2 separate regions of the Homo sapiens genome follow, and region 2 is linked to region 1. A link is an interaction called in ENCODE POLR2A ChIA-PET data of the cell type or tissue named here. Cell type or tissue: Caco-2. All regions are shown on one strand. Each heading gives the region's core, and the rest is flanking DNA. Links, peaks and the distances in the headings are about the cores only.

The links. Peaks named below come from ENCODE experiments on the same cell type or tissue, not always from the same donor. Only the 100,000 strongest peaks of a DNase experiment are listed, where the experiment ranks them.
Region 2: POLR2A ChIA-PET joins it to region 1 with 7 read pairs; 2 of 35 experiments call an interaction of 5 or more read pairs at or near these places.

Annotation. Positions count from the first base shown.
Region 1 is chr15:52,285,892-52,290,272 of GRCh38, forward strand. The region is part of intron 1 of MYO5C (myosin VC); the gene reads right to left. Among named protein-coding and RNA genes, the nearest start is that of MYO5C, 7.7 kb to the right of the region's middle. RefSeq lists an enhancer at 214-970. In Caco-2, for the core only: no CTCF peak of the experiment used is centred there; a DNase peak (open chromatin) is centred at 2,680; H3K4me3 peaks cover 221 bases.
Region 2 is chr15:52,792,893-52,797,273 of GRCh38, forward strand. LOC105370824 (a long non-coding RNA gene) reads left to right here. Exons shown (of 2, transcript XR_001751550.2): 2 at 1,459-2,514. Among named protein-coding and RNA genes, the nearest start is that of ONECUT1, 4.7 kb to the left of the region's middle. RefSeq lists enhancers at 1,524-2,221, 2,222-2,917. In Caco-2, for the core only: no CTCF peak of the experiment used is centred there; no DNase peak of the experiment used is centred there.

The DNA of each region.
Region 1 (4,381 bases), core at 259-4,258:
CCATCTGGGAAGTGAGGAGCATCTCTGTCTGGCCGCCATCCCATCTAGGAAGTGAGGAGCGCCTCTTCCCGGCCGCCATCCCATCTGGGAAGTAAGGAGCGTCTCTGCCCAGCCGCCCATCGTCTGAGATGTGGGGAGCGCCTCTGCCCTGCCGCCCCGTCTGGGATGTGAGGAGCGTCTCTGCCCGGCCGCCCCGTCTGAGAAGTGAGGAGCCCCTCCGCCCGGCAGCCGCACCCTCTGAGAAGTGAGGAGTCCCTCCGCCCGGCAGCCACCCCGTCTGGGAGGAGAAGAGTGTCTCCGCCCGGCAGCCGCCCCGTCCGGGAGGGAGGTGGGGGGTCAGCCCCCGCCAGGCCAGCCGCCTCGTCTGGGAGGGAGGTGGGGGTCAGCCCCCCGCCCGGCCAGCCGCCCCGTCCGGGAGGGAGGTGGGGGGGGTCAGCCCCCCGCCCGGCCAGCCGCCCCGTCCGGGAGGTGAGGGGCGCCTCTGCCCGGCCGCCCCTACTGGGAAGTGAGGAGCCCCTCTGCCCGGCCACCACCCCGTCTGGGAGGTGTGCCCAACAGCTCATTGAGAACGGGCCATGATGACAATGGCAGTTTTGTGGAATAGAAAGGGGGGAAAGGTGGGGAAAAGATTGAGAAATCGGATGGTTGCCGTGTCTGTGTAGAAAGAGGTAGACATGGGAGACTTTTCATTTTGTGCTGTACTAAGAAAAATTCTTCTTCCTTGGGATCCTGTTGATCTGTGACCTTGCCCCCAACCCTGTGCTCTCTGAAACATGTGCTGTGTCCACTCAGGGTTAAATGGATTAAGGGCGGTGCAAGATGTGCTTTGTTAAACAAATGCTTGAAGGCAGCATGCTCGTTGAGAGTCATCACCACTCCCTAATCTCAAGTACCCAGGGACACAAACACTGAGGAAGGCCGCAGGGTCCTCTGCCTAGGAAAACCAGAGACCTCTGTTCACTTGTTTATCTGCTGACCTTCCCTCCACTATTGTCCTGTGACCCTGCCAAATCCCCCTCTGCGAGAAACACCCAAGAATGATCAATAAAAAAAAAAAAGAAAAAAGAAAAAAAAAAAAGAAAAACTAACAAACAAACAAACAAACAAACAAAGTTCACAGTTACAAGTACTAGACTAGGACAATGCTGGATGAGGAACCTATCTATTAGTTAATATAAATCGCCTTACTTAATCAATAAAACAGAAAAGTCACTGGATGGATATCAATCATGACTACCCCTAAATCATTTGAGTTGCTTTAATCCTTAACAGCTAGCAAAAAGCAGAAGCTTGCCGAAACGTGACATGGATGTGTAAGTTTTGAGAGAACGAGAATGGAAGAATGACCTGGCAGGCAGTGACACACACTCTTGTGCAGATAGGACGATGGAGGCCTCATAAAGAAACACACAGACACGCCTGTCTCAGGCACACACACCCACACCCATCCTTGTTGCCACGGGCTACACAGCTCCTACCCCAGGTCTGCTATTGAAAATATTTATTACTAACGTCATGAAGCTTACTTCATTAAAATGGATTAGGAATGGGATCCTCATAAGAGACACCTGAGAGTTGGATGTATTTTCTACAATATGTACCTATTACTTTCATAATCAGAACAATGAATGTTAATCTTTAAAGGCAAATATCAAAATATATGCCCCCCAAAAGAATTGTACATGAATTACCAAATTTATCAAGAATTGGCCACTACAGAGTCTCAGAACTGATTATCTACTCCAAGTTGTTTGTCAAACTCCTTTTTAGAGCTGCAGAAAGCCTACTTCAAAAGGAAGTTCTGGCCAGGCGCGGTGGCTCACGTGTGTAATCCCAGCACTTTGGGAGGCCGAGGTGGGTGGATCACCTGAGATTGGGAGATTGAGAATAGCCTGACCAACATGGAGAAACCCCGTCTCTACTAAAAATACAAAAGTAGCTGGGCGTGGTGGCGCATGCCTCTAACCCCAGCTACTTGGGAGGCTGAGGCAGGAGAATCGCTTGAACCCGAGAGGCGGAGGTTTCTGTGAGGCAAGATCTTGCCATTGCACTGCAGCCTGGGTGACATGCGTGAAACTCCGTCTCAAAAAAAAAAAAAAATTAAGTTGTAACAGCTGGCTAAGCGAAGCTGGTGAAAGTGGAGGTGTTCTGATGGGAGCTGGAGCTGAGAGCCCTGGGGGCCTTCCAAGGAAGCCTGGGCTCTGAGAAGTAATGTGAAAGTCACTAGGCCAATCAATCCTTTTGTTTAACAGAGCCCCTAACTGAAGCCCAGAGAGAAATAACTCACCAAACAGCAGACAGAGTCTCAAAGGACCAGGACTCCAGCAGAGCTAGGGCCTGTGACTCCTAGTTTGAACTCCGTATTAGTTAAGCGAATCTGGCCCTGAAAGTAATCCTGAACTCTGAACTGCAACCATCTACTTGAGAGTCCATGTGCTCTCCTAACTATAATTTAGGATTGGTTTCAGCTAAAAGTGGTATTAAATGGCAGGCAGTATTAGGACATACGTAACCACTGACGGCTTCTCTTCTGAAGACCAGTGACTCCTCAGCCCAGTACCCCAGGCCGCCCACACCCTGCGATCCTGGTGCTTCTGCTGGCATTGAGTGCCCTGCAGCTGAAACCCAGCCTGGTAAGTAAACAACGGTGAGTTTACTCAGCTCCGGGTAAGTTCCACCCATTCATTCCTGTCCCCTCCTCCCTCACATTCCTCTACCCACAAAGCAATGCTTCAAACTGGAGGAAGAGTTAACTTTACAGCATTCATCCAAACAGATGCAGTCCGCAGTTCATGCAAACAATGTAACCAGCTGTCAACTGACCTCCAGAATATGGGGCCTTCCCATGAGGCAGGAGTCTGTGGACTGGGATGGAACAGCTCGCCAAGCCCTTCAGCGGAGCCAGGAAAGAGAGGGCCACCTCCCAACTTCCCTGAGTGCCCTCCCCATGCCAAGGCGCCAAGCTGAGGCAGAGGCTCGGGACCACTGAACCTTATGAGCTCAAGACCATGCCAGCCACCCCCCCAAGGCACACAGGTGAGATGAGAACAGCATCTTCTCACGCCGCCTGCTTTTCTGAGGGATCTTCTGGCATGAGCCACAGAAATGACTTGAAGACTTATATGGAAGATGGGACAAGATGGGACGACATGTGTTTCCCTCCTAGAACCGCTTTCTGGACTGGGAGTGTCCACACTCCAGGTCAGCCAGGCCAGATTGTCACACCATGCCCCTCTCTTCCTCCTCCTCTTCATTCGCTCCTCATGGGCCCCTCCCCTGGCTCCCCTGCCCCTCCCACTGCCCCCCATGTCCGTGTCTCCCAAGGTCCTTCCCAGCCTCTTCTCATGATAGGCTGTTTCTGGAGAGTTCCACCCAATTCCACAGCTTCTGCAACTGCCTGGCACCTGTGCATCTGAGACCTCCCACCCAGATCGTGCACTGGAGCTCTACACCACATTTCCAATTGCCTCCAAGATGTCAGCCCCTAAATGTCCTCATAGACTCATAAATTCCAAACTCCAGTGATGCCGACGCTCCTCCTTCCTAGCTCTCTTGCCCCTCATGTCAGAAGCCTGGGACAGTGCTGGGCACCCCTCTGTGTCTCCACCCCAACAGCCCAACAGTCACCAGGTGCTAGAAAAGACTGCCTTTTAAAAGCCCTCTCCTGTCCGCCCCTGCCTACCAGCCCCCTTGCCATGGCCATAAGTCAGCCCCCAACCCTACCCCCACCAATCCTCTCTTGACTGGTGCAGCAGCCCCCGGAGGCTTCCTCAGCCAGGCTGAGCACGAGGTTTCTTTGGGCAGACAGACTCTCTCATCCGTACTTGATTGGAATTCCTGTGGGTGGGGCCCGGCAAGAGAAAAGCTTTGAAAATCAACCCCCACATGGGTTTTGAGGAAGAGCCAGGCCTGGGCAACCAGCATTCTGGCCAATTTCCTGCTCAGGCCTCACCCTCTTTTCAATCCACCCTCTGCCTGTGGCCACCCAAAACCACTAGCACTTTCTGGAACATGGCAGGCCTTCTTTGGCTTTCTGCTGTGTACTTCTGTTCCTTCCACCCTAGCCCCACCCATCCTCTCCCCATCCAAGAGCAAACAGCTCTGAACAGTCTGGAGTAGCTGGAGACACTCCTCATCTTGGCACTCTCCTTGCCACTTGCCATCTAGCAGAGCTGGATGCTTCCCTTGAGCGCTCTCTGCTCCTCCCCCAGGTATCTAGGCTGCCTCCCATCTCCCCCACTGGCATTTGAACTTTAAGAGCCTGGTCTTTGTGCTTGGAATCCAATGCAAAGGCTTCCCATAACTAGCACTCCATAAACAACTTTTGAACAAAAATTCAAATTCCCAGTGGTTCAGTTGCACCAATTAAAGACTAAGTATT
Region 2 (4,381 bases), core at 137-4,136, 510 kb after region 1:
CTTGGCTATTCACACCATTTATCTAACCATTGTTCTCCCGTAATTGACTGAGTTGCAGTGGTTTCTCAGTCAGAAACAACATATTACTGTGTTCTTATTTGACCTCTCAAAATTTTTCTTCTTACTAAGGAAGTGACGGGTAGGAAGAATGCTCTTCTTAGGCCTAGTTAAGGTGAATTTGCATGTGTGGAGGGAGGACGGGCACTAGAGAGATTGTTAACTGCTGGAAGGCTGGGACTACTTTCTGTCGTTTTGTCCCTCTCCTTCTTTCCCCCTTCCAGTGCCCAGAACAGAGCCTGGCACCCATTAGGTACACTATGGGGATTGAAGGAATTAAGAGTCCACAGAGGAGTCCCTGGAAACTTGGTAGGTGTAGGTCAATGTGTGTGATTGAGGAGGAGGACTTATTTTTAGCTGCTTAGATTTTGAGTAGCTGCAGGAAATTTAAAGAAAAAAATAGTGTCAATCACTAGCAGAAAATTACATAATGTATATATGTAAGAAAAAAGGAAATAAGACTATGACTGGATGCTTGTTGCTGACAATATTTTCAGAGTGAAAACAAGGAACTTAGGATGTTTATTTTGTAAATGTCAGGAGAAGAACCTGGGATATGAGATGGACAGGGGCAATCCTTCTTTTGCTAGGTAGGCTAGAGCTTACCACGCTGCCCTACCAGGTTCAGCAAAGAAAAAGCGCAAAGAGAATAAAACCATTCCTCCAAATACTGGCCACATGAGCTTCTCTGAAAACCTTCCATTGGTTTCAGAATTAATGCTTTAATTATTTTTGTGAGTAGTAGAGGCGTAACGTATGGCCCAGTCCCAGTTCTCAGGACCATTCCAAAGAAATGTTTCTAGCTCCTCCGAACCATGAAATGTCTACTTCCCATTTTTTGGACTCACAAAGAGCGAGATCCTGGGTGTCAGGGCAAATTCCTCCACCCAGGGATCCAGGGGGAGGCTGGCTCCTTGGCTAGAGCCCCAGGGCATATTCACTGGCATTTCTGATGCCTGTAGCTAGTCTAACATTAAACTTGTGGGGAGGAACCATTTCTTTGGTATCTGGCTACAGTAGAGCACTAGATAGCTGGAGAGTGAAAGACTTGGTCCTGGGTGCTTCCTGGCAAGCTCTCCTGTTCCACTTCTAGAGAAATTTTATTCAGAAAATTGCTGCAGGCTTAGAGTAGAACACCAAGAAATTCAGAATGGGGTGGCCTGGTGACTCACTATTGAAAACCATTAAAAAAAAATCACTCAATGACTTCTCTCCACTCTCTGGGGACCAAGGAAGTGGTAACTAATTATGGTAGCCCCTTGCTTCAATCTTTGATACTCTGTTTAGCGTATCATTTTATTCATATGTTCGGTAACATTTTTCTTTCTCAAATTACAGTTTTTGCCCAAGAAAATATTTTTAAATTGGGCTTTTTTTTTTTTTTTTTTTTTTTTTTTGCAGTTTCCTCTGTTTTATCTACTTCTTGCCCTTCCATATCCCAAAGAGAAGATGCTCTGTCAAAGGGCTGTCAGCTGGTGCCATCCGCAACTAACTCCACGTTCTGGGAGTTGCCGAGGGCTGCCTGGGCGGCCATCCCAGGACACCAGACCACTCGGCTCGTATCTCTGGTTACTTCCTGCGCTGGGGAAAAAAGAACACGCTTGCTCTCCTGGGTCCTCGGGTAAACTACAGGCGGCTTCTCCTGGGTTGGAATCCGTTTTGGCGGTCGCCTAATTCCGCGAGGGCTTTTTCACGGCTTCAAGCCAAGAGCGCTGAAGGGAGGAAAGGTATACTGATGCCGTAGGGCTGAGGGAGGGATTCCAGGCTCCTGGGGTGTTCTTCTGCAGCAGGACCCCTCGCTGGCCGCTGCCAGCCCACTTCCGGAGGAGTTGGCCTCGTCTAGCCAACAGTTCAGTGGGATTTCTTTCTTGGACATAACTTCATATCATTGAAATAGTCTACAAAAGACACCAGCTCAAGCCGCGAGGGCGTTGAATTGTCCGGATTTGGGGTGGCGGTTAATGCTCCTCTTCTGGTGCCTCCCCCGCTGGGGCCCTGCATTCCATTAGCCCCGCGCTGGGGTAGAGATGCCAAGTTTAGGGGCTGGAGAGGACAAGGGGAAGGACGAGAGAACTCTTGCACCGACGGATGTAGTTCCAAGCGACCCGAAATGAGGAAAACCCAGAAGGGGCGGACGGAGGGCAAAGTCGGCCCAGGACGATCTTCAGGCGCACCATTCTCTCGCCCTGGAGGGACAGGGAAGGGCGGAAGCGGAGGGTGGCTGTCCAGCCGGGAGCCTCTGATCCACGGGGCTTGGACCAGCCACCCCACCCGAGGGCGGCTGAGGACTGGGCGGCCGAGCTCGCGGCCCACTTAGCTAATGCCGGGTAATGCCGACCCCGGCCCAAGAGCAGCAGCTGCACTTGGGAAGGAAAACTCTTTAAACAAATCATTTTGGTGTCTAATCAATTAGTGTTTGCGCAGTCAAGTACCGTAGATTTAACAGAATAATCGTTACTGCCCTTGTCTTTATTTGACCCGCAGACACCTAGAAGATTTAAAAATGAAACGCCGGTGTTCCGGGCTCCCCACCCGTTGCCTTCGACTCCCTCCGGGGCCTGCTAGGCCAGGTCGGGGCTTTTGCTTTCTCCAGGCCTAATCTCCTCTTTGCCTCCCTCTTCAACCCTCCTTCCCCTTCACACTTTTCCACACTTTACCTTGTTTTCTTGCCCTTCCAGCCCTGTCGGCCTTCCGAGTCTCGATCTCCTCATCCCCCCGTTCTTTACCCCCGTGGCTGGCACGAGAAACGGCTTCTGATTGTGGGACACCCAGGATTCTGGGCGAGCGCACCTGCCTTTTGGCCTGAGAGCCATCTGGGTGTAGAATTAGGGACTCGCCAAGCGCCCAGTTGTCTTTTCCCTGGACCCTCACTCTCTTACCCCTTCCTGAACCAGCCCAAGACCCGAGGGGTCCTATGCGAGCTCTTTGGCTTCTGTGGAGCTTGGAAAAGACTTTTACCTGCGGGCGGGGTCTGCCTGAGTCTCTCCCGGTAAATGCAGTGACCCACGGCGCAGGACGGGGGTTGAGAGGAAAAGCTGAGAGTATAGCCTTGGTCCCTAAAACCCGTTTGCAGGGCGGGGAATTGGGTCTAACGGCGGGAGGGAGGATGTTGTGGGGGGAATTCGTGGGGGGCTTCCCAGCTGACTGTTGTGTGGTGACTGCACTCTCTGATGCATGCTTCTCTGGGCCAGGTTATCTCCCAAGGTCCAGGGGTGCAGCTAGGAGGTTCTCCAGGCGCTTCTGAATTGCTGCTCCTGCACCTCCCTCCTCACCCGGAGTCTTTTTCAGGCCTAACAGGTGTGGACGCCTGTGTATGTGTAGACAGTCTGGTTCTGCGCCATGCCTGGCCCTCATGCCACCAACGCTGGGTTTCAGGAGCCCCACCAGCCCTGAATCGAGGCTCCACAGGGTTGGAAGGATGCTTACCAGGGCCAAGAGACCTCGAGGTGGGGCTGCGGGGCAGATGGACCGGTGGGGTGAGGAAGTTTGGGCCACCCGAGTGGCCAAGAACACCTCCACTCCTTAATTCCGCTAATCATTTAGCTCAGCAGGGAGGATGAGGTTGGAGGCTGATGCACCCGGGTAGTGGGTTGGTTAAATAAGAGGCTGTAATTCTAAAAGGGGGAGAGGGAGATGAGCTGGAGGTAAAGCTGCGTCTTCCTTTCCACATTTGGGGCTCTGGCTGCCTCAAATTGAGCCTGGAATGTTTATACGCCCCCAGAACTGCCTCGCAGTCCCTGGTCTCCATCAACCACCTGAGAAACTTCGCTCTCAACAATAGATGATTATAATGTACTTGACTAATGCCTGTATTTTCCTGTTTAACATACATTAATCTGAGTAACAAAAAAAATCAATATTGCTAACAACATTGCAAACAAATCCTGGTCTCTCTCACACAAAAACCTCCTCCGATTTTCAGTCACTCCTACCTCCTTGAATTTTGTTATTCACCTTTAGTCTACTGGCAGTCCTTGGCTAGTCTAGAATCCAATCCTGGCTGGCTGTCAACAGCCCTTATCTAAAACTCCTGATTTTTTTTCTTTCTCTTTGTCTTTCTTTCTTCCTTTCTTCGTTTCTTTCCTTTTCTTTCTTTTCTTTTTTCTTTTCTTTTCCTTCCTTCCTTTCTTTCTCTCTCTCTTTCTTTCATTTTTTTTTCAGCCGTGAGTGGAATCTGGGACCCTTCAAATGCCATCCTCCTTTCAATTGGGCCATTTGAAGACCTCGAGTTTACCTCAAACTTCATCCCTTCCAGCACCAGCAAATGCCCAAAGTCACTGGCCAATGACTTATGCTTTTGTTGTTTTCCTTCCCTAACAATCTC